Regions from separate parts of the Mus musculus genome. Here region 2 is linked to region 1. The links are chromatin loops, found by intact Hi-C in ENCODE. Cell type or tissue: heart. All regions are shown on one strand. Links, peaks and the distances in the headings refer to the core of each region. The heading gives the core; the rest is flanking DNA. Region 1 overlaps Col12a1 (collagen, type XII, alpha 1). Region 2 holds the start of Col12a1 (collagen, type XII, alpha 1).

Region 1 (11,091 bases), core at 1,524-9,523:
CTATGACTAGATACTATGTGATGGGGATGAGAGACTAAGAAAAATGCAAAGTGAAACATTGAAGACTGCAGTTACCCTAGAGTGCATTGGTCCATCAGTGTGTATCTTTTTGGATTAGGCCTGATTTGTAATACCCGACTTGAGCCCTACTGTGGAATACAAGTGATTGCTTTAACCTCATTGGCTTTTTAAGAAAATAAATTATTGATATAGGAGCAACTCAGATACTGAGAACACCAGTCTGTATGATACTGGGGTTATAGAAAATAACTTGATTTTAGGTTAATTACAAAGCACCTTTTATATATGGATTTAAAATGTCCCTGGAATTAGTATCAAAAATCTGAGATTCACCTGGAATATGTCTTGGATCTGATAGACATTTCTCTGTTTTTTTCTCTAGTATTGAGGTACCATTTTCTGATGTCACTATCATTTTTTTTTTTTTTTTTTGGTTTTATTTGTTGTTCCTTGAATTCTTGTTTGTAAGCACACGCTCTGAGGTCCTGAGACATTTGAGTAGTTTCCTTGCAGAATATAATTCATATAATCCTCAAATGCACTTTTCTTTTTATTCAAGTGCTGTGAATATAACAAGAAGAAACATAGAATGTGCAGTTTTCAAATTCTCTTTGCCTGTGTGTTTATATGATACAAATTTATTTCTTAGCCATGCTGGGGCTCAAACCTGAGCTTTGTCCATGCTAGGCAAGGGTTTGCCATAGAGCTGCATCCTGGCCATAACATGATAACTTTCCTTTAATATTTTGCAAGTATCTGTGTAAGTATTGACCGTTTAGCGAGCATATTACTTCTTGAAACACTGTTTTTTATGTATCAATTTCTGAATTCCTTATGCTTACACCAAAATGTGTTCTTTTTATGTGTTTTAGGGAGGACCTGGCGCAAAAGGTCCCAGAGGTGAAAGAGGCATCAATGGGGCAGTTGTAAGTACATTTTAATGCTCCAAGGAGTCATGGATATCAAGTTGTTTAAATCCCCTTGGAGGTGGTCTTTGACCTTGGGCCACTTACTTTTGGTTTAGTAACATCAAGTCACATCACAGTTCTTGGCTTCAGACATTATGAACAAGGAGTGTAGATTCAACATAGTGGAAATTTGAACTCATGGGAATATGTGAATACAGATATAGCACATATTATATAATGGTTTTTACTTTAAAAAGACCACCTTTAAAAGGACATTTGTTGAAATGTAGGTTTTGTTGTGAATTCATGGCACCACTTCCTGAAGGTGTAGTAAAGGGAATGAAAGGGTGTGGCCTCAATAGAGTTTTATACACGTATGTATTTTAAACTGTTGGTGAAGACTAAGTAATCATGCCGTCAGGCTATGACGAGAGGTTTCTGACCCTTCTTACTGTTCTTAAAGGTTCTTACATCAACCTTTTCATCTTTCACTTTTCTCATATATTTTAGGGGCCCCCAGGTCCCCGTGGAGATACTGGCCCTCCAGGCCCTCAAGGTCCTCCAGGCCCCCAGGGACCCAATGGACTCTCCATTCCGGGCGAACAGGTAAACATAAAAGCTTTCTATAGTAAATGAAAATGTTGGGTTAACAATGTATTTAAATGGAACACATTTTTTCTTCCTTTCCTTGTTTTGTCGTGTCTCCCCTCAGCAATTTTTGGTATAAGGTTTTGGACCTAGAGCCTCACAGATGCTATGCAAGCTCTCTACCGTTGAGCTAACGCCCCGACCTGTTATAAGCTTCTTATTTTGAGACAGGGTTTTGAGCTTACTCTGTGGTCAGTTCAGGACTTGAACTTGTGATTCTCCTATCTCAGTCTTTTGAGCAGCTGGGATGCCAGGCCTGAGCCACTCGGACTGGTTTACGTGCAGTATTTTCTATGTTGTTCTGAGTGCAAATGTTTTCTAGGAGAATGCAAGGCTAGCTACTCAGCTGGTGTCATCTGATGAATATTATTTTAGATGTGTAAATCAGACATGCAATCAGTAACTATGAAAAATTGTTCTATTTATTTGGTCTCTCAGAAACTTCCTGAAAGTAATGTATATGTCACTTTTGTTAAACTATGTTCTTTTAATGTAGATATATTGTCCCAAGTCTGTATAACAGCATCATAACATTAAGTAGAAAGTACAAAATGACATTTGCTGGATAGAAAGTGAGTGTTAATGAAGGGGAGGGTTCATTCATGTTCCTTTAAAATAGACTTACGTGCTTGTCTCTGAATCCCTACATCATACCTATAAAATGATAAAAATGCATAAGTGACTCAATTCCTTCTTTTAAACTTAATTTCCATAATACCTGAGAACCATCTTCTCACTGCCCACTCTAGGGTCGCCAGGGAATGAAAGGTGATGCAGGAGAGCCAGGCCTTCCGGGACGGACAGTGAGTTCTCAAAATTACCTCTTCTTACCTGTAATGCTCTGTTGACAAAGTTGTCTTTTGAGTGTTACAAATTTGTTTGAGAGGGGAGGTGGAGTTTGTTGGGTGGGGAGAAGCAGGGAGGAGCTGGAGAAAAGGCAAATCATGATCAGAATATATTATATGAAAATTAATTAATTAAAAAGAAGCAAACCAAGATTAAATAGTGAAGGGTGGCTCACGTGTGTGCTTCTCTGGACTTGAATTTCATACTCTGTTCTTACTTTTCAAGGGTATACTGTTTAATTCTAATACCTCCTAGCTGACCAATGTCTATATGCCTGGCCCTGTGTTTGGCCATAGTCTTCTGTTTCTTTTTAGAGCCCTCAAACTTTGTTTGAAGACATTTTGAAGAACACTAAGAATAATTTTTTTCTTTTACATAAACAGTGTATTACTGCACACTAATTGCTTGCTCCCTTCTGTGTAGGGAACCCCAGGATTACCTGGCCCACCAGGACCAATGGGACCACCAGGAGACAGAGTAAGTTTTGGGCCATGAATATGTTTTAATTACAGACCCCCCCAATCCTGTTTGCATGATTGGAGAGGTGGAGCTCATATATCTTGTGAGAGGTTTCAAAGATGGTATTGGTGGACCATCCAGCATCAGCAATCACTGGCAAGGAGGTGTCACTCAGTAGGAGCAATACTTCACCAAGGTAACCCAGAATAGTGTGTGACATGCTCCCGAGGGTTGTTTCTGTGCTTTTTCTGACACTTGGAAGAAACACACAAGTCAAAGAGCAAGTCATAGACTCCAATGAGGAGTTTGGAGACTCAAGTGACATATTGGCACTTCAGCATCTTTTGACAATGCTGAATTTGGGCAGTATTGTTCAATTTTTACTGTATAATGAAGAGCAACAGTGAGAATACAAATGAACTCCAGCCTTTCCAATAAGAAAACAAAGGTGACTACAGCCACTGAGAAAGTGGCAGTGAGCTGATTTGCTGTCAAGGGCTCGCTGTGCACATCACAACCCATCCCAGTGTGTGCTTCAGATGGTAATGGTGGGGCCCAGTGTGTGTTTCAGATGGTGATGGTGCGGTCTTGAGGTTGGCAATCAGGAAGCCAATACTGTCACCATTGCACCGAGAAGGGTGAGGGGTTAGGAAGATCTGCACATTTCCCCCTCCAACCCATGAAACTCCAACCCATGTCCAACATTGTGGACAGACCACTCTTATCTCTTGGGATGAAAATGAGGCAACGATTTAAGAACCAATTCCCACGTTTCTTCCATGGCCCTACTCATGTGCCGATGGCTTAGTGAGCTGCCTCTGAGGCTAAAAGCAGGCACAGTGAGCAGGGAGGACATACACTGTTTCACACAGTGAGAGAAGCTGTCGGTATGGGGATTTTGGCTAACAAAAATAAGAAATAAATAAGAAAGTGGCAGGAAGTAAGAGAGGGAAGCAGGAGGAAGGTGAGGAAGAGGACCCTGGTGAGTCAGGTTCTGCAGGTATAGTGGGGACCACAGAAGAACCCCATGTACTTGTATCTAATTTATATGAAGTGGTCCCTAGTCTCTTCTGACACCGTGATTGATTCGGGTGGTTATAGTAACGACTGTTGCAGGCTTGCAGTCAGAAGTGAAGCTAAGAGGTAAAGCATGGTGACTGCAGGTGGCTTGAGATAGCCCATTTAAGGACATCAAATTAAATCCCCCTCATCCCAATTTAGGTATGTTCCTTCAAAGAAACAGGTGGCCAGGAAGTTCTAAGCATGACTAGATCATTAAAAGTCTGATCCTCCCTACAAGGGGAGAGAGAGAGAGAGAGAGCGAGCGAGAGAGAGTGCTGTGGTAGCACTTGGATCTGTTTGGATGGAAGACCAGGCCTATCAGAGCTACTGGAACACTTTGGTTTCTTAAGTGGCTCTCAGAAGTAATGTTGGTTTTGTATCAGATGGACTCCAAGCCTGGTATTTGTTAAGCGGACATAACTTCTTCAGAAAGCAAACTGAAAGTTTATCCCTTTAAGTTTCTGAAAAGATTTGTTTTGGGGGATATGGGAGTATTTCTAAAACTCCCTTAAAAGAAAACTAAGTTTCTGCTATTGTGAAGTAAGCAGAAATACAGAGGCTGAATAATTATGGACAACATAATTCTTCCATGGTTTGATTTTTTCAAAACCAAGCTGGCCCAGAACTCACAGCAATCCTCCTGTCTCAGCCTCCCAAATGCTAGAATTGCAGGCGCGGAGTCACCATTGCCTGGTACTGATCATTTTTATTCTCTGTGGAAAATGGGACAAAAATCACTTCTGACTGAGGAATGCAGCAAGCATAAACAGCAAACTGACTCAGAAGTCCTCGGCTGGGTTTCAGAGATCTGGTGTTGCGAATGAACACTAACTAGGTAGCAGGGTGACTCACTCCAGACAGAGGTCATTTGGCACTGTACAGAGGGAAAGAGCAAACCAGTGTGGACACAGGAGCCAAAGGGCAGCCCTGCAGGGAGATGCGCCTGCCCTTTCCTTGCTGCTCACACTGACATAGCTCGGCCCTGTCATGAAGGGAGAACATTTAACTCTGGCTGAGAGAATAGAAGACTTCCTTTCCTTTTTGAGTGTAGGGCAGCTAAGGCAGTTTGAGTTTCTGAGGGTGGCTTCAATCAGCAGAGGCAGTCTCCCTTCATCTCTTTTTGTACTTTTAAAATCTTAGAATTTCTTAAAATCTTTCTTTTAAAATCTTAAAATTTTAGAATCTGCCTTCTTTGAAAAATATTAGTTTGGCATTTGAACTAATTTTGCTTGTAGTATACAAATGAATGAGCATAGGAACTAATTACTCAGTAAAAGTATAATGTAAATTGAAATGAGGGTTTTTTTTTTTTTGTCGTTGTTATTGTTGTTATTTTGGAATGCTGGTCTTCATACTGAAAGCTTAGCTACCAAACACCACCATGTACTCAGCCCTTCTTATGACCCTATCACCCTTAGTGATCTATTTAGCCTCATTCCACATGCTTGTTTCCTTCCTAACCTGTACTTTCATTCTTACAACAGGGTTTCACTGGAAAAGATGGTGCAATGGGGCCCAGAGGTCCCCCGGGGCCACCGGTAAGAGCTGAGAGGGTTACACTGCCCTGACCACGGTCTCCAGCCTCCTTTTCCTTTCCTCCCATTTTGAGTTTCCCCCCTCTGTGCTATGGGGAATATTGATCCAGAAGCCATTTGTTTTTGATTTATGAGTCAAAATGTTCTAGAGAAAACAGATGTGTCAAAATACAGATGCTTTTTCAAGTTCTGTTTCAGAAAAATCTCAGACTGACCTGGGCACTGTCTGGTTGGTCTCTTGATTTTTCTCTTCAGTGAGATATTAGACTCAGTTCCTCAGTGGTCACCTCCTGAATCTGAGCTCTGTGACATTTAAATGTTAAGGACAATATTAATGAGCAACCACTGGTCATTCTGAGGAGGTAGGTTTTATCTACATCTTAAACAAAGGGTGGTCTTATGCCTTGTGTAGATTAAGCTGAAGATAGATTCTGAAATTTTTTTCAAGTAGAACAATCTATAGGTGATGTTACAATGAGATAGAAACACTGGCTATGCCCCCCTGTCTGCATGGCAGGATTGAAAGATTCCAGAACATATGTTTATTTGATTTTACTATTTATATTTAATACATGTGTTTTCATGTAAGAACAGTTTAAATAAATAATAAGCCTAACTATTTACTACAGAGCTCAACTTTGCATACATTTAGGGAAATATTTTATAAAATCTATGATTCTATTTAATAGAAGTGGTAGGCTTTAGAACATGATGTATTGGATATCATATTATAAATAGCCCAGTAGATATAGAGCAGAAATGCTTGCAATTAGACTTAAAAGCAACAGGGAGAGATTCTTGTGGTTTTGGTGGGATGAGGAGTGCTGACTGGAGGGAGAGACTTGGAGCCTCGGGAATGTCCCTGAGGAGTAAGGATTTCTAGACTCTTCTATGGTCTCTGGAAGAGAGGCTAAAGGAGGATAAACTCAGCCACCTTCTTAATCCCCCACTAGTCAACATTTCCACCCCTGTCTTTTGGAGGATTTATTTAGTTATTTATTTATTTTCAGAAATAAACTAAAAAATTAGGAGTTTTTATTCTGTAAATATGCCTTTGCAACAAATGTACTGAGATTTTAGTCTATGAATTGTGAATCTGGTTATAGGTATGCATGTATTTTTCTGTTGGTCTCAAGATACATTTCAGACAGAAATCCCAAGATTTCTCCCCTCATGTTACCTTAAAACGTGGCTTTCCTCTTCCTTACTGTGTAATGGCATCCTGCTTCTTTTAAACGGTTTTAAGTCTGGCTGCAATTCTTCAGTTACTGTGGCTAGGATTTTTTCCTTGTCATAACCTTGGCTTTCTTGGTCTGTGGTTGTAGGGAAGCCCAGGCTCTCCAGGAGTCACAGGGCCAAGTGGGAAACCAGGAAAACCTGGAGACCATGGCAGACCTGTAAGTAGTTTTGCATGTCGACTGATTCCATTCTCCTGTGGATGTGGACAAATGAGAATCCCAAGGCTTGGGCATATTTAGATTATCTCAGCCATAAATATGTAGGAGCAGCTGCTGAAACCACGATAAACCCATAGATTTGACTCGGGAACGGTTCTGAAGACTTTTCTTCCCCCTGCTGGGCTGCTATAATATCCTGGGATGAAAATTGTGGTCCTTGGTTTCTTTAAAAGGAGGAAGGGATTGTGAGCCAAGACACATTTTTCTGCACTGTATAAACACTCTAAGCTTCAGAGCTGGGTCAGCAAAATCATTCTCTTTTTTAATTTATAAATGGTATGCTGTTTAAGACATAAAAATACATGATCAGAGTGCAGGGCGCCTTCATTCTCAATGGAGGAATGTTAACCCTTTGATACCCACTACCCAGATATACCATTTTCTTTTCTTGCTCCATAACTGAGGATTCTGGAGCATCAGACCAGTCTTAAAAGTGTTTATTGGGGCTTAGGGAGATGGCTTAGAGGGTAAAAATGCTAGCCATCCAAGCATGAGGATCTAAGTTTGAGTTTCCAGGATACTTACAAAACCTGCACATGTAGCAGGAGTATCTGCCCTCTCAGTGTTCCTGCAGAGAGATGGGAGGAAGAAATGGGAGGGTCCCTGGAAGCTCTTAGGTAAGGTATCTGGCATCCATAGTGGACAAACAGCAAAGAGACCGTGTCTCAAATCATGTGGAAGTTAAGGATGAACACCCAAGGCCTCCACATGTATGCTGTGGAACACGTCTGCATATGTATGTGCAAATGCTCTCACCACACACGTGCATGTGCATAAAAAATTCTTTATTAGACTGAGGGTGTAGCTCAGTGCTGGGGTGTCAGCTTAGCCTGTGCAGGGCCATTGGTTCAACACTTAGCACAAACAAATACATCAGAGGCCAAACTTAAGCTGGTTATTTTACTTTTTCTAGTGTGACCCTTTCTCAGTTTATACCTGGTTTAGCTCTCTCTCTCTCTCCTCCTCACTCTTTTGGTTAGGAATAAGAATTGCAATAGTACCACACCTAGCATGCACTTTCAAATTAGTATGTTTCGATTGAATTTGGAGTTTCTAACATATCCACAAGTATTTGAAATGGCCATTGGGCTTCACACCCTTCTTGTTTTACTTTGTATTAGATGAGGCTAGATGAGGCTAACTTAGACAAGCAGAGGGCCAGAACATCCTACTGCTTTTAGCTGAGATGTGATTGCTAGTGACTGGGAGTAAAAATGCTTCTACAAGATCACAGACATGATGACAGGGAAGTTATTTCTGTGAATTTTTGACAATATTGTTGTCTAAACAAGACAATACCATGTGATGTGCCAACATGTATTGGGGGATTTCACAAGGCCTCACCCCTAAATGAAGATCTATAGGCAGTCAATGGCTATAGGCAGTCAAGTGGTCACTCTAAAACATGCACATATGAGAAACATTAAATGAACTCATGTGTGTGTGTATGTGTACGAGTGTGTGTATAAGTGTGTATTTATGTGTGTGTGTATGAGTGTGTGTTTGTATGAGTATGTGTGCTTGTGTGCGTTTATGTGTATAAGTGTGTGTGTGTATTTGTGTGTGTGTGTGTGTGTGTGTGTGAGTAATAGAGAAGGAGTAATAATTGAGAAGGAGTAGTGGTATACATGAGAGGAGTTGTGGGGAGATAATGATCAAAATGCAGTACCCATGTGTCAATTTCTCAAAAAGCTTAAACAATTTAGAGTAGGAACAAATTGAAAATTTAAGTCAGAAACATTTCAGAGGAGCAAGAAATAAAAAATAATAACTGTAGTTTCATAAAGTTCCATATTCAATATTAGCAGTCCCACAAAAAATTAATTCTTTTTGTAATGAGGAAGCCAAGCACAAGTTTTTCTTACAATAACTATAATTCACTGTACGTCATTCATGTCTCAGGGCAAACAAGTGAGAAAATCTACTTTTTCTTTAAAATTCCCATTCTGGCATCTGTATCAAGAATAGGCTATCAAGAGCAAAAGCAGGAAGGAGGGAGGTCAGTTAAGAGGATATCGGAATCATTACACTAAGCCGGGATTAGAACTCATTAGTTTCCATGGAAACAGTACAAGTTGAGTTGGCTGGAATAGCATCCCACTATCAAATTTGTTAATGACTTGGATGTTCCTTCTGCAATGGTAGTTTGCAGTTTGAAAGAAATACTACGAGAAGATAGGAAGTTCGGGCCCTCCAAGGATCTTTCTTGGACAGGGATGGGCTTCTGATGGAGTGTGATAAAGATTATGTGGTTGTTTGGATGTGAGATCAATTAAGAGACAAAAACATCTGTTTTCTTTTCTATCCAATGTACAAAAACTAATTGGAGGAAGAATGAGCTCCACATTTATCCAGGGAGCTGACAGGAAGTCCTTTACTGGTTCTTCTAGGAAGTGAGTGGATGTCAGGCTTTTGTGTATTTCACAATAGGCAACTGAGCTAAGTAACCATGGTAACTTAAATTGCTAGTTCAAGTGCAGTTTGAGTTCAAGCGCACGTTGCAGTTGCAAGTCTACGTGGTGAACGGCACATAGCTTTTGTAACTGTTGTTCTAAAACTCACGTCTGAGCAAGGCTTTGGAAGGCCCCAGTTGGTGGGAGATTAGGTTATTTTTATAGTAAAGGAAAATGTTAGTGGTGTGGTTTTAATGTGATGCACCACATTGCTGGTTTATCAGACGACAGACTCTGCCCTCATATCATCGTGGCTGTCCATTTTAGATCAGAGGTTCTCAGCTTATGGGTCCTTACCCCCTTGCACATCAAAGAACAAGGAAGGGGTTGCATATCAGATATCCTGCATAGCAGATGTTTACACTATGATTAAAACAGTATCAAAATTATAGTTATGAAGATGCAACAAAATAATTTTATGGTTTGGGTGTCACTAAAACATGAGCTACTGTATTAAAAGGTCACAGCATTAGGAAGGTTGAGAACAACTATTTTAGATCATCTCTTGCTGTTTCTAAAATATAACATATCTGTGTTTCAGGGTCAATCTGGCTTAAAAGGAGAAAAAGGTGATAGGGTATGTATTTCTTAAAATTAGACTTCATTTTCTTTCAAGTGTTTAAACACTTAACTCTGAAGTTATAGAAATAATATTTTAATGATTATTTTTAAAATTAATTAACCAGGGAGACATCGCTTCCCAGAACATGATGCGAGCGGTTGCAAGACAAGTCTGCGAACAACTGATCAGTGGTAATTAGCTCTTCACCATTTGAACAACGGCTAAAGAGAAAATACAGGAAATTGAGTCACAGAGTTGATTGGAAATGTTTCACACTAGTACAGCGCCATGCCTGAAGATGGAGCGCAAGCTAGCCTTGAAACTCAGGGCTCGTCCTCTGAAGTTTCATTAGTGCTTCTCACAGCACAGTCCTGAGGAACACAGCCCACAAATTTCTTAATTTGTTTGTAAGAAAAGAGAGGTCCGTGATCATGTTCTAAATCCAGTGAATCACTGGGCTTGGAAACGAAGCCCCCAAAATAATAACTTTTGAGTGACTTCCTCTGACACACAGAAAGGCAATGTATTTCAAAGAGTTACCACCTTCTGATAAGTCTTACTTATTTGTACCAAAGCTTGTGGCTTGAGGCCAGCATTTTGGATGACTGCTGATCAAGGGTCACTTTCTACTGGGTGGCTGATGCATCTCATTTTTAATGAGGGAACTTATTAGAGCACAAGAGCTAGGTGCTAAGAGAAAACAGCTCCCCTATGTGCCGCCTCCCTTCCTGGGTTTCTTTCTAACAACTCTTTCTCTCTATAGGCCAGATGAGCAGATTCAATCAGATGCTGAATCAGATTCCAAATGATTACCACTCAAGTCGAAACCAGCCTGGCCCACCAGGGCCTCCAGGGCCCCCTGGCAGTGCTGGAGCCAGAGGAGAACCAGGGCCTGGGGGTCGACCAGGATTCCCTGGCACACCTGGGATGCAAGGACCCCCTGGTGAACGAGGTCGGCCTTTATGACTTTTTATAGCGATAAAGGAAGGGCTTGTGTGTGTGTGTGTGTGTGTGTGTGTGTGTGTGTGTGTGTGTGTGTGAGGGATTGGGGCAGGTTGAAAGCATTTAGAAGGCAGAATTTGACATACCACTTCACTGTTATTTGGACAGTCCAGAAGAGCAGTTTGGGAGCCACCTTTC
Region 2 (11,091 bases), core at 1,520-9,519, 110 kb before region 1:
GATCCTGGTCAGGGAGTTGTGGGTAAAATATTCAAAGCCTTTGGATTCACTGAAGAAATTCTGGGAAGATAAAAGGTAGGCGTGCGCTGTATCCCTTCTTTCCTTTAAGAGAGGGCCCAGTTATTCAGAAGGCTTGAATGGGGCACATGAAGTTGCCTTAGGTGCCCAGCCCAAATGTTATTTGACAGAGTTTTGAGAGAAATGCCTTATCTTCATAGGCTTTACAGCTGGCTTCTCAGAACTTGGCCTTTGATGGTGTGATGGTTTGAGTAAGAATGGCCACCATAGGCTCCTATACTTGAATGTTTGCTCACCAGGGAGTGGCACTATTTGAAAGGATTAGAAGGATTAGCAGGACTGAGTGGTGGTGATGCATGCCTTTGATCCCAACACTTGGGGGATAAAGGCTGAGGCAGGCAAATCTCTGTGAATTAGAGGCAAGTCTGGTATACAGAGTTTCAGGAAAGCCAGGGCTACATGAAGAAGCCCTGTCTCAACAAACAAACAAGCAAACCACAAGGGTTAGGAGATGTGGCCCAAGGTGTCTCTTCACAGCTGTAGTACAATAACTAAGACAGAGGTGCTGATTAAATGTGTATTGAATTGCCCACAGGGTCGGGAAATGTTCAGACACAGTTTCCACTCCTCCTGGTCTGGCTGCTTGTTGGCATCCGATAACCAGGAGGAACACTAGCACCACTATACCTTTGTCTCCAGACTCTCACACAGAATCCTCAGTGTTCAGTAATGCCTACACTTTCACCCAGGTCTCTCTTTCCTCTCTGCAAGGGTGGGCCAGTTAGAATGTGCGGTGGGAGTAAAAACTGTTTATCCTATCTCTGGGGCCTTAGTTAAGTTGATTTCATGCACTTTTAGTTTTCTAGAAGCTAGTGTTGGTGCTGTGTCCCAGCTTCATCCTAAAATGGATCTTTCCCCCCTGTTTATTTTATTTCCAAAAACTGCCCAGAGCCTCACAGCTCTGGGGCAGGCTTTTCTCTACAGAGTGCCTTAACTTGACGCCAAGTCCTTGTCTGTATTCCCTTTCAATTATCAGTCCGAAAAACCAGGTGGCTGAATGACAGATTTTTTTTTCCTCCAATCGTTCCCAGCTCTCAAAATCCATAATTTTGATTCAGATTTCTAGTCATCCACTAGGTCGCGCTGTGTGACAAGAGATCTGTAGATCTTGAACCCCCGGGAACCCAGGACTCGAAGGGAGAAGAGGTGGGAACAGAAGAGAGGGAGAGAGAGGATAGGCCGATCCTGGGGATATGGCCACAGGAGTAAGACCCACAGGAAGCAACTAGACTCAATAAATACAACCAGCTGTGCTTCAGTCAGCAAAAACCCACCGCTTTACTGCAAACTTAACAGATTCCAAGGGGAGTTAAGAAACAAACGCACCTTTGACAGGCACCAGGTAGGAGGGGGGGTTCTAACATGTTTGTCCCCTTACTGGAGTCAAGCTTACAGGGCCCAGGAGACCAAACAATTCAGACTTTAGGCTGCGAGGATTTGAATTGCCCCATGGCCCCTTGCGAATAAGCGTGCTTGGATACATTTGTGACTGTCTCCTTCACCAGCAAGTCGCCCCCCCCCCCCCCGCCTCCCACCTAGAACCACTAAATCTTGTCCAGGGATTGTTTTTTAGAAGGCGATAAGGGCTTCTGTAGCTGTTGGTTTGCCTCACCCACCTTTCTTGCAGCATATCTTCCCCCCTCCCCCAGCCTCCCCGTTAAAAAGGACTTGAGCAAAAGGAGCCCCTGCCTGGGTGCCTGCCGCTCGCAGCTCTAGGCTGGAGAGGATGTTTGTGTCCAGAAGTCTTTTCCAATCGGTCTTCAGGCTGCAGACTGAGCAAGAGGAAGACAGGGATAGACACTCTCCACTTGTCCAGCTCTCCCTTTCTAGATAGGGAGTGTCATTGTGCTTGTGTGTGTGTGTCCTTCTATGGCTGGTGTAGTCCTTCACCTTCACAGTGGGGTGCTGGAACCATAGCCCTGGTCTGTCTTGTTGCCACCTTCCTTTACGTGTCTGGGGACCATACTGGACGCTTTTCCCTACATGTGCATGTCCTGCTGAAGAGCAGGCTTGGAAGCTGAGTTCCCTTCAGGCATGAAGAGGGGGCTCGCTGCTCCTGGGTGGCTCTGAGCATCACAGGGATGTAAAAGATCAGCTGTGTCGCATACATTGGTGTTTGCATCTTCCAGATGCGTTCACACCCTGGCTGGAGGGTCTAGGCAGACACCAGAACTGTGGAGACATGAGGGAAAAGCCTGCGCATTGTGTGGGCGCTTTGTGCAAGTTGCTCAGCGGCCTTTGAGTGGGCCCTGCGTGCTCCAAGAATGTGCAGAGGTGGTGGCCATTCTCATTTTTCTCGTTTCTTTTCTTCCAGGCTCCTCTCTTGCTCTGGTTAGCTCTGGCCAGAGGCCGCCCGTGCGTGGGGCAAGGCGCAAGGGAACTGGGAAAAAGCGTGCAGAGTTTTGGTCAATTCCAACACTAATGTGCCTAGAGCAGGGAAGTCAAATCTGCAGAGGTAAGATCAAGCATGGAAGAAAGGCTTAAGTCAGGTGTGCTCGCAACTTCTGCTACCAAGGGGCGGTCTACTCCAGGGTCTAGAGCCCTGTCCTGTTTCCAGTACCCACTAGCCCAACCCTGCTGAGGCGACGTCTCTGGGCTTCAAGGGGCGGGAAATTCGCGGAGCGAGTTCTGAGCTCACAAACGCGTGTAGGAATCCGTCTTCGAGCCCTTTCCGGATAACAACGTGTGACTACTGGACACTTCATCCCATGCGTCTTGTACAATTTGGCAACTTCAAGTGCCAGACTCCCACTGCGTCCAAGGGGTGGAGTGCCGGGAACCGGGGAGCTGCAGAAAAGAGCCCGTGTGCTGGCGGAGTATCCGGCTCCTAGTTGGCCTTCTCAGTAGCTCGCGCCTGCGTGCGAGCGTCCCCGAGCGAGCTCCTCTCCGTCCTTTTCACCTCTAGGAATTTTTTAGGGAAGAGCTGCCTGAAGCCCCAACGTGGGCCAGATTTTACTCTTAAACTGACAAGAAATTTCTAAGGAGAATAAAACTTGTTCTTAAGTGTCCCGTTGGGATGCCCCCGCCGCCCCCGCCCCCAGGTACCAATAACTTTCCTCTCCCTCCCTCCAGACTGAATCGAAGCCTCCCATCTCTATCCTGAAAAACTAGGTTAGACAGACAGGCCTGGGAAAGCCATCCTAGCCCTGAGCCGGGAGCAGGCAGGCGGCTGTCGGAGTTTTCAAAGTCGCGCCTTGGAGACTGGGAAAGACAGAGGCCCGCCGCGTGCACAGACAGTTAGTTAATGGAAAGCCTGTAAATCGGTTTTAAGTGCACCCAGGACAGAGGGGGAGGAAGGTGGACGTGGGGACGGTGGCGGCCGGAGATGCAATGGTGAGGGACAAAGGGGATGCCCATCCCGCTGCTCTGAAACGAAGATCCGTTCCCCACTTCTCCATTGTTCTTATTTTAGAAAAATAAACGTATTAAAGAAACTCGTTGGGTTAGGGAAACCCGAGCCCCCTAGCCCGCCCCAAGCGGAGGAGTCCGCGGCCTCCCTTGGCAGGGAACCCGGCTGCGGCTGTCCCCCTCTCTCCCTCCCTCCTCCCCGCCCCCGGAGGGGCATTGCTACTACGGCGATCGCCACCTCACGCCGAAGGAATGCTCGAAGTATGCACACGTTCCCAAAAGTAGACCTCCTTCACCGCCGAGGAGCATACATCACCCGTGGCAGCCTTCCACCTTCTCAGGCGTTTCGTAACCGAGTAAACTGAGAGCCGGGAACAGCCCTCTATTAAGTAGCCCGCGGCGCGGAGTCTCTTCCCAGTCGGCAAAGGCGGCCGCTGCAGACGCGTCCGCCCGCAGCTGCATTCAGTCCCCCTGCCTCCGCTCACTCTGCGCACTAGGCGCTGCTGCTGGGTGCTCCCATCGCCTTTTCCACACCGGCGGCCGCCAGGTGCTCCCGGAGCGCAGCGCCCTCCCAGGCCCGGGGGGTCCCACGCGCAGGCTGCTGGACGCCCGCTCCCTCTGTCACCTCCGGCTCAGGTCAGTCTGGCTTCTGTTCCCCACCCCAACCCCCACCCCTCGCGCCCTTTCCCAAAGATAACTGGGGAAAGTGGCTTCTTGCTTGCACCTTAACCCGGGGCTGGCAGAATGCCCAGCAGGGGCTGCTTGGCTTTGGAAGCGATTGATTAGTGTGCCCGAGATAGATCTGTGGCACAGGAGTTTGGCGGTTTCTTTGGAGTTTTGGAGGGAGAAGGAAAGGTGGCTTGCTTGTGTGCCAAGTGGGACTCAGTGTATCCATCTGTAGGGCAATGTCCTCTATAGTCTCTGTCGCTTTCAGTGAAGTGCACGGGCTGCATAGGTCGCTCTTTATAATCTGGTGGCTTTGCCAGGGACTCCAGGCTTGCAGCAGGGACTCAAGGCATTGCCAGAAAACGAAGTGAAGTACTGTACGCTCCGCGAAGAATTCCATGGAGGGCCAGTGGAAAGCGCTCCAGCTTGGGGAGACTAGGCGCTAGTGGCATCTCCAGATGCTCGGGGGAGCTGCCCTGGCTCCATCCTCCACTGCTTTCAAAGTGCTGCTGGGTTAGGCCAGCTCTCGCAGCTTCTGAGACTTCCTTTTTGGGTTCCTCCTGAATGCACTGGGATTAAGTTTTACCCAGGGTCAGTCAATGGGACCTTTGAGGAGGGTTCTCCTCCAGTCTTTGAGTGCACAGATCAGAGTGCGTGGAGTCAGTGCATTTGAGAGCAGTTGACAAATGGGACCTGCATCTGGCTTCCTCAGCCACCATCCCCTGACCAATTCAGATCTTTGGCATACACCTCCTCTCAGCTCCAAGGTTAGGGTCTTCTAAAGAATACTGGGGTAGGATTGGGGGAGGGGGGCGAAGAAACAAGTCTAAGCTCGTCCTTGGCTAGGTAGCCTTTATAGAAGACGTAGGTGACGCCTGGACTCTAGATGGGCCCACGAAACATTTGTGTGCCTGTGTGTGCGTTTGAAAAAAAAAGTTAAATTGAGAGAGTTAAGAAGTTGGCTCCTTCCAGCAAGGGGTGGGGGAGGGGCAAGTTGTCCGAAAGAGACCAGTTCCCATAGTGCCCCCACTCCGGGCAGTTGATTCATTTTCATTCATGAGGGGAAGTGAGGGAAATCCTACTGCCACGTAAGGGCTACCGCTTTCAGACATCTATGTCTGAGAATGCTCAATGAAGTGTTGCTAAGCACTCCGATAAATGTTTTGGCTAAGAAGGAGAGAGAAGTTTTTCTTTAAAACGTATACGAACGGAATTCTTGGCTGGCTGAGATGGCTGAGTTATTCATCAGATACCCCAAAGAGAAGTGATTCATTCTTGATGCTGAGACAGGAAGCCGATAGGTGGCGCACTAGACTAAGACTAGACTAACTCAAGTTTTTTGTTCACCCTTTTAACACCCCCCCCCCCCCCAAATACTGCACACCGATTTTTGTGGGTAGGTTACCACTCTTTAACTTTTCGTGAGCACAACTGCGGACTGCATTCTAAATTATCATATCAGCGTTATGGCCGGGTGACGACAACAATGAAGCATTTATGCTTTTTTAATCTTTACAAATTTTGACTAATGTAGGAAAGGGTTTGTTGTTAATTAGGGGGAGAAGACATTACTAAAACCCCTTAGATCCCAGAGCTGCGCCAAAATTTTAATATTGGCTTCATAAAAAGGAGCTCTGGGCAATTTGGCTTGCCTGCTCATCAGACATGTAAAATGCAATTTACACTCGGATGAGGAAAGCTGCCCTAACCCTCGTGCCAATGATTTGGAAAGGCAGGGTTGGAGACTGTCAGTTCCTTTTTTCTCAAGGAGAGCCCAACCTTTGGCTTATTTTTGAATTCCCAAACACAAATGGGGGAGTGCTCCCCGCTATTTGTCATGAGGCCTATGGTGTAGCCTTAAAGTTATGTGTGCACTTCTGAATCTCCTCGTTCTGTTTTTTGCATTTGGCCACAGACACCTTCCCAGTCCAGCTAATTGCTGGTAACTTTTGTTCCTGGATTGGATCATAGAATATACTAGGGCAGTCCTTTCTGCTGCTAAAACAGCTACTGTGTGTTGAGAAAGTAAAAAGGATGAGTGGAACTCTTTGCCGTTAAGGAAGAAATCTATTTGCAAAGGCAGGAAAAATTAAGAACCTTCTCACCTCTGGGGCTTGTATTAGTTATAATCGTCCAGCATTAAGAAATAGCTAAACACAAGGAAGAATTATTGCGGTTTGTACAATCTAAGAATGTTTGGGAAACAGACAAGGGCATTTTGCTTTTTCTACGGCTTCGTCTCTTTTTATTATGCATTTTAGAGTTGGTTCCCTCTCATCTTTGGTAAAGGTTTTATCAGATGTGAAAACGACACGGTTATCAGAAGAACTGGGGTTCATTTGAGCCTTCCTCATCCCTCTGTAATCTATTCCAGATCTTAAAGACATACTTGCATATTTTTAGTCAGGATAAACTGGAGAAAATAGAATAAATGAGGTTTATTATTATTATTATTATTATTATTATTATTATTATTATTATTATCAAATTACCCTGGGACCACTAAAGCACAGTTACCTAAAGAGGTTAGCAGTTAGGGAAAAACAGCCAAATGAAATACCCAGCTGGAAGACACATTTGGTTGAGTCAGGGATAAAATGACCTCTAAATTATCCATCACCTTGGCAGTATGAAGTCATGTGCGGTCTGGTCAGGCCTTTACAGGGCACCAGGCAGCAGCAGCTCCCTGGGGGAAGAATATTCTCTTTAAACTAGAATTTCCTACTAGTGCCCTGATTAAACCTATTGGAAGAGCTTGACTTCCATGGTTCCACAATGGGTCCATTATGTGCTGGGCTGGGCCCTGTTGTTTTATAGGCAGATTTGGCTCGGTTCTGGTCCATGTTTAGGCTCTAGTCTAACCTTGTTCGTGGCCTGCTCAGGCTGGGTTCTGATGGATCACTGCTTCCTCCTGCAGATCCCTTCATGAGGCTGTGAGCTTGAGGCCCAAACATGCAGACCAGGCTTCCCCGAGCGCTGGCCGCCCTGGGCGTGGCCCTACTCCTGTCTTCCATTGAGGCAGAAGGTAAAATGCTTTTACTTCTCCTATGACAAGTGAAACTGCAGAGTTCAAGAAAGGAAAAGACTTTCATCTCCTGCTTCTGTTGCTTGGTCTGTTTTCTCTGCACTTCTCAGGTGCTTTCTCTTCTTCAGAGAAACACCTGCCTTCTGAGGTGTGTCCGTTTCTGAACTTTAAAGGTCCAGCTCGTTTATTCTGCTTCCACTATTCTGTACAGTGCTGTGTGGTCTCCTTGCGCTTGTCTCTGCAGTGTGCTGTCCACACTGCCACCTGCACTGCCGCCTTCCTTGACGATCAGTCCCCTGGATAGGGCAACAACTGTATCCAGCTCTGACAAGAGGATTCCCGACATCTGGACACCAGGAACCTCAGAATATGGACACCTTTACAGGATCAGCAGCGGATCACCTGGGTCAGGACTGTGACCTTGGTGACAACATGAAATAAAAGACTCCAACACTGCCAGCCCCGAGCGTCTGGTTTTCCTTTCTTTTCTTTTTGAGCAGATTAGGTTGGGTAGGCAGACTTTCAGACAAAGGAGCCAACCTTCAAACTGCCAGTAGCTAGGGGAGGTGGGTGGGCGGGGGATGAGTGACAAGCAGAAACTGACCCCTAGTGGGTGCTCACTCGATCTAGAGGACCCTGCTGTTTGCGTTTGGTTCTAAGGTTTCTAAAGCACACGTCCCAGAACAACCCAGCTGTGGGGGAGGGGTGGCTCGGCTGGGTGCCAGGGTTTCCAGCCTGTAGGCGGCTGGGATCCGGGCACCCCTTTGGCTTGCTCTTGCGTTTGCCTGGCTCAGGGAGACCTGGCCGCGTCTAACCTCAGCGTCTTGGCACTAGGTGGTCAGGGACACCACAATGTGACTCCAAAAGCCCCGGCTCCTTGTACCCTGCCATCTAGAAAACTTTTGTTAGACTTTTAACCTAATTTCCGTTTTGTTTGATGCACTTAGTGCTTTCATGTCTCAGTATTTATCGAGGAAGCCACTTCCATGTAACAATCTTAGTGGCCCTTTCAATTATCATTCGGGACGTTGCAAACTAATCGTATTTCGCAAGATAAATGGGTTAATCTTGAAAAGTCCTTTTACCCTCTTCAATTAAAAAAAATGCCTTTAATGAAGTTAGGGAGATGTCTGTCCGCTCTGGAAATTCCAGGGTAGACTGTGTTGATACTAAAGTGGTTAGGTATGTAGGGCTGTTTCTTGACCATCCTGATTTTTAAAAAAAATGTTCTACTTCAAAACTATAGGTATAGAGAGTTAATGTTAGGGAACCAACCATAGCGCACTGCTCCTGGCCTGGCTTTCGTGACGAGTCTGATCTTCCCTCCTGAAGGAGTATTCTGATGAGGTGTCCTTTCAGTAATCCTTGCTGTGACGTCAGTTAGGAAGGAATTTTATTTGAGAAACTTCTGGAAGCACTACTGAAGATATTTTTAGATAAATCACTGAAGTGGCCTGTTTGTTGCCCATTAAGAAAATAGTTCTTTGAAAATAAAAGTTTTGAGAATTCTTAAGTATAGGGTTAGGTTGGTGATTATGCTAAGTGGAAAACATCTCTTAAGTGGTATTGACCAGGCAGCAAAATACAGTTAAAAAGGACATTATACGATATGTCTTTATTATTAGCTCATATTTTATCTTCTAACTTTATATTAATTTCCATATGATGTAGTTGGTTTTTCCTCAATCTTTCTTAAGCTCATGTCTCCTCCTCCTTTAGGCCAGTATATTTTAATAAATTCATTTTTGGATTGCTTTCTAGTTTGGCAGTGTCAGACAGAAATATGAGGCACAAATGTAAGTCATACGTAGAACTCCAACATTTCTTATAGTCATATAAGTAAAACAAAAGGGAAAAGAAGAAAAATTGATTTTAATGTAAAAGGTCTTAACACAATATTTTTGTTTCAACATGCAATTGATAGACACAGCATCAGCTAGCACTTCTGCATTTCTGTGCTAAGTTTTGGAAGCTGGACGTGGACTTTTTACACTTGTAGCACATTTCATTATGGACTGGCCACACTTCAAGCGCTCGGTAGCCACGTGTGGCTGTTTGCCCCTTGTTGGGCTGCTCAGCCCTGGTGTTAACTACTAACTAAATGGCCCCAGGAGCCTAGAGAAGGCTAACAAAATTTGTGGCCAAAGTCTTTCTGGAGACGTTGGGCTATGAAATAGAATTTTTCTCCCTGAAATCTTTCTGTGAGAGTATTTCAAAATTTCAGCTTGTCCCTCTGTGTACAGTCTTCTGGTAGGGTAGCCAAAGTTACTTTTTTTTAATTTTAATTTTAATTTTTTTGGTGTGGCTCATATATGCTCTTGTAGTTCTATGGATAATTTTTATTTGCTTTTTTTATATGCTGAAAGCACAGTTTTTTTATGTTAATTGAAATTATTTTAAAATTTACATTTTACCTTCAAAAAATCATAATAAAATTTTCACCGTGCTTGCATTTGTATGGTTAAATTATGTTACCATTCTAGGTTACTGTGTCCTATAGACGTAAACACAAAGGTGATTTTTAAAAATTTTTGTCTTAAGTGGATATTAAATAGACTAGCAAAGTTAAAACTTTCTCTAGTTTAAGATTAAATCTAGGTATGGACCTAGGTTGTGTGAGTTAGTCTGGGTTTGGGTAACATATATTAATAGATTTTTAGAAAAATTAGCTTTGCATTAAATAGCTAATGGTTATTATTCCTTGAAAACTGGACACATTTTTTTTCATTAATCTAGAATTTGAGATGGATATAAAATTTGTGAAATTCAGTTTTAAATTTTGTATTATTTATAGCTTATACCATATAATAAACAATCATTATCAATTTTCAGTGATTTTAATCCATGCCTTTAATAATAATTGCCTTGCATCTAGATTAAGAAAAAAATGATATAATGTACACACATATATGTATTTCCTCTCACAATCCTTCCTCCATCCCCCCTCCCCTTCTAATGAAAGGGACTGTTTGCCTGTGGGTGTCTGCATCTGTCTGAATCAGCTGCTATGTGGAGCCCCTCAGAGGACAGCCACGCTAGACTCCTGTCTGCAAGCATCACAAAATATCATTAATAGCATCAGGGATTAGTGCTCGCAGCCCATGGGATGGGTCTCAAGTTGAGCTGGTTATTGGTTGGCCACTCCCTCAGTCTCTGCTTCATCCCCTGGATAAATTTTGGGTTGAAAGTCTTGTGGGTGGGTTGGTGTCCCTCTTGCTCCATAGGGATTCCTGCCTGGCTACAGGAGGTGACCTCTTCAGGCTCCATATCCCCAGTGCTCTGAGTCACAGCTAAGGTCACCACCACTGATTCTTGTGGGCCTCCCTTATCCCAGGTCTCTATCTCCTGGAGATGCTCCCTAACTCTGTCTGCCCCACTGTCAGTTGCAGATTTCCATTTATTCAGTGCTGTTTCTAATATACAACAAAACATTCAAACCAGAGAAGGTAGATGCCATCTATCCTGATTGTTCTATTTTTCAGATGAGGAAGTGAGAGTTCCTGGAGTTGATATTTTATTGTAGCTTTTAGATTTGCTTTGTCTTAGCATATTATACACATTGACTTATCTATCTGTCCACTCACCCACCTATTCATCTATCCATCAACCCATGCACTCAACCATCCATTCTTCCATCTACCCACCCACTCATAAGTTTTCTAGTATGGTTACTACATAGCACAGACAGGATCCAGGACCAGTGGGCTAGTGCTGATTTTCCTTTGTACCTAGGAACTGTTCAACTTGGCCAATTTAATGGAAAAAACATATTTTATAATGTGCATCAAGTAAATCATTGCTAGTCTGAAGTGTTAATTTTCAGCTGCTATTTTTGGTATTTATAAATGCAAACAACATGCACTTTGGTAGCATCAGATGCTCAATAATTAAGTTAATGCCTATGGAATATAACAGACTCATCACACTTTGTACATCCAAGGCTTCTCTATCACTGAGAAAATATCCTTTCCAGT

What was found. Peaks named below come from ENCODE experiments on the same cell type or tissue, not always from the same donor. Only the 100,000 strongest peaks of a DNase experiment are listed, where the experiment ranks them.
Region 2: it touches region 1 in a loop (2.2-fold over the local background); 3 of 42 quality-filtered maps call a loop at or near these places.

What each region holds. Positions count from the first base shown.
Region 1 is chr9:79,604,205-79,615,295 of GRCm38, reverse strand. It overlaps Col12a1 (collagen, type XII, alpha 1), which reads left to right. Exons shown (of 66, transcript NM_001290308.1): 55 at 894-947; 56 at 1,440-1,535; 57 at 2,327-2,380; 58 at 2,847-2,900; 59 at 5,429-5,482; 60 at 6,805-6,876; 61 at 9,931-9,966; 62 at 10,076-10,142; 63 at 10,715-10,903. Among named protein-coding and RNA genes, the nearest start is that of Gm10635, 90 kb to the right of the region's middle. In heart, for the core only: no CTCF peak of the experiment used is centred there; a DNase peak (open chromatin) is centred at 4,865.
Region 2 is chr9:79,711,390-79,722,480 of GRCm38, reverse strand. It overlaps Col12a1 (collagen, type XII, alpha 1), which reads left to right and starts at 3,759. Exons shown (of 66, transcript NM_001290308.1): 1 at 3,759-4,062; 2 at 7,010-7,117. The coding sequence starts at 7,045. In heart, for the core only: CTCF peaks have their summits at 5,362 and 7,841; DNase peaks (open chromatin) are centred at 3,760 and 7,840; H3K4me3 peaks cover 5,303 bases; H3K27ac peaks cover 5,084 bases; H3K27me3 peaks cover 999 bases.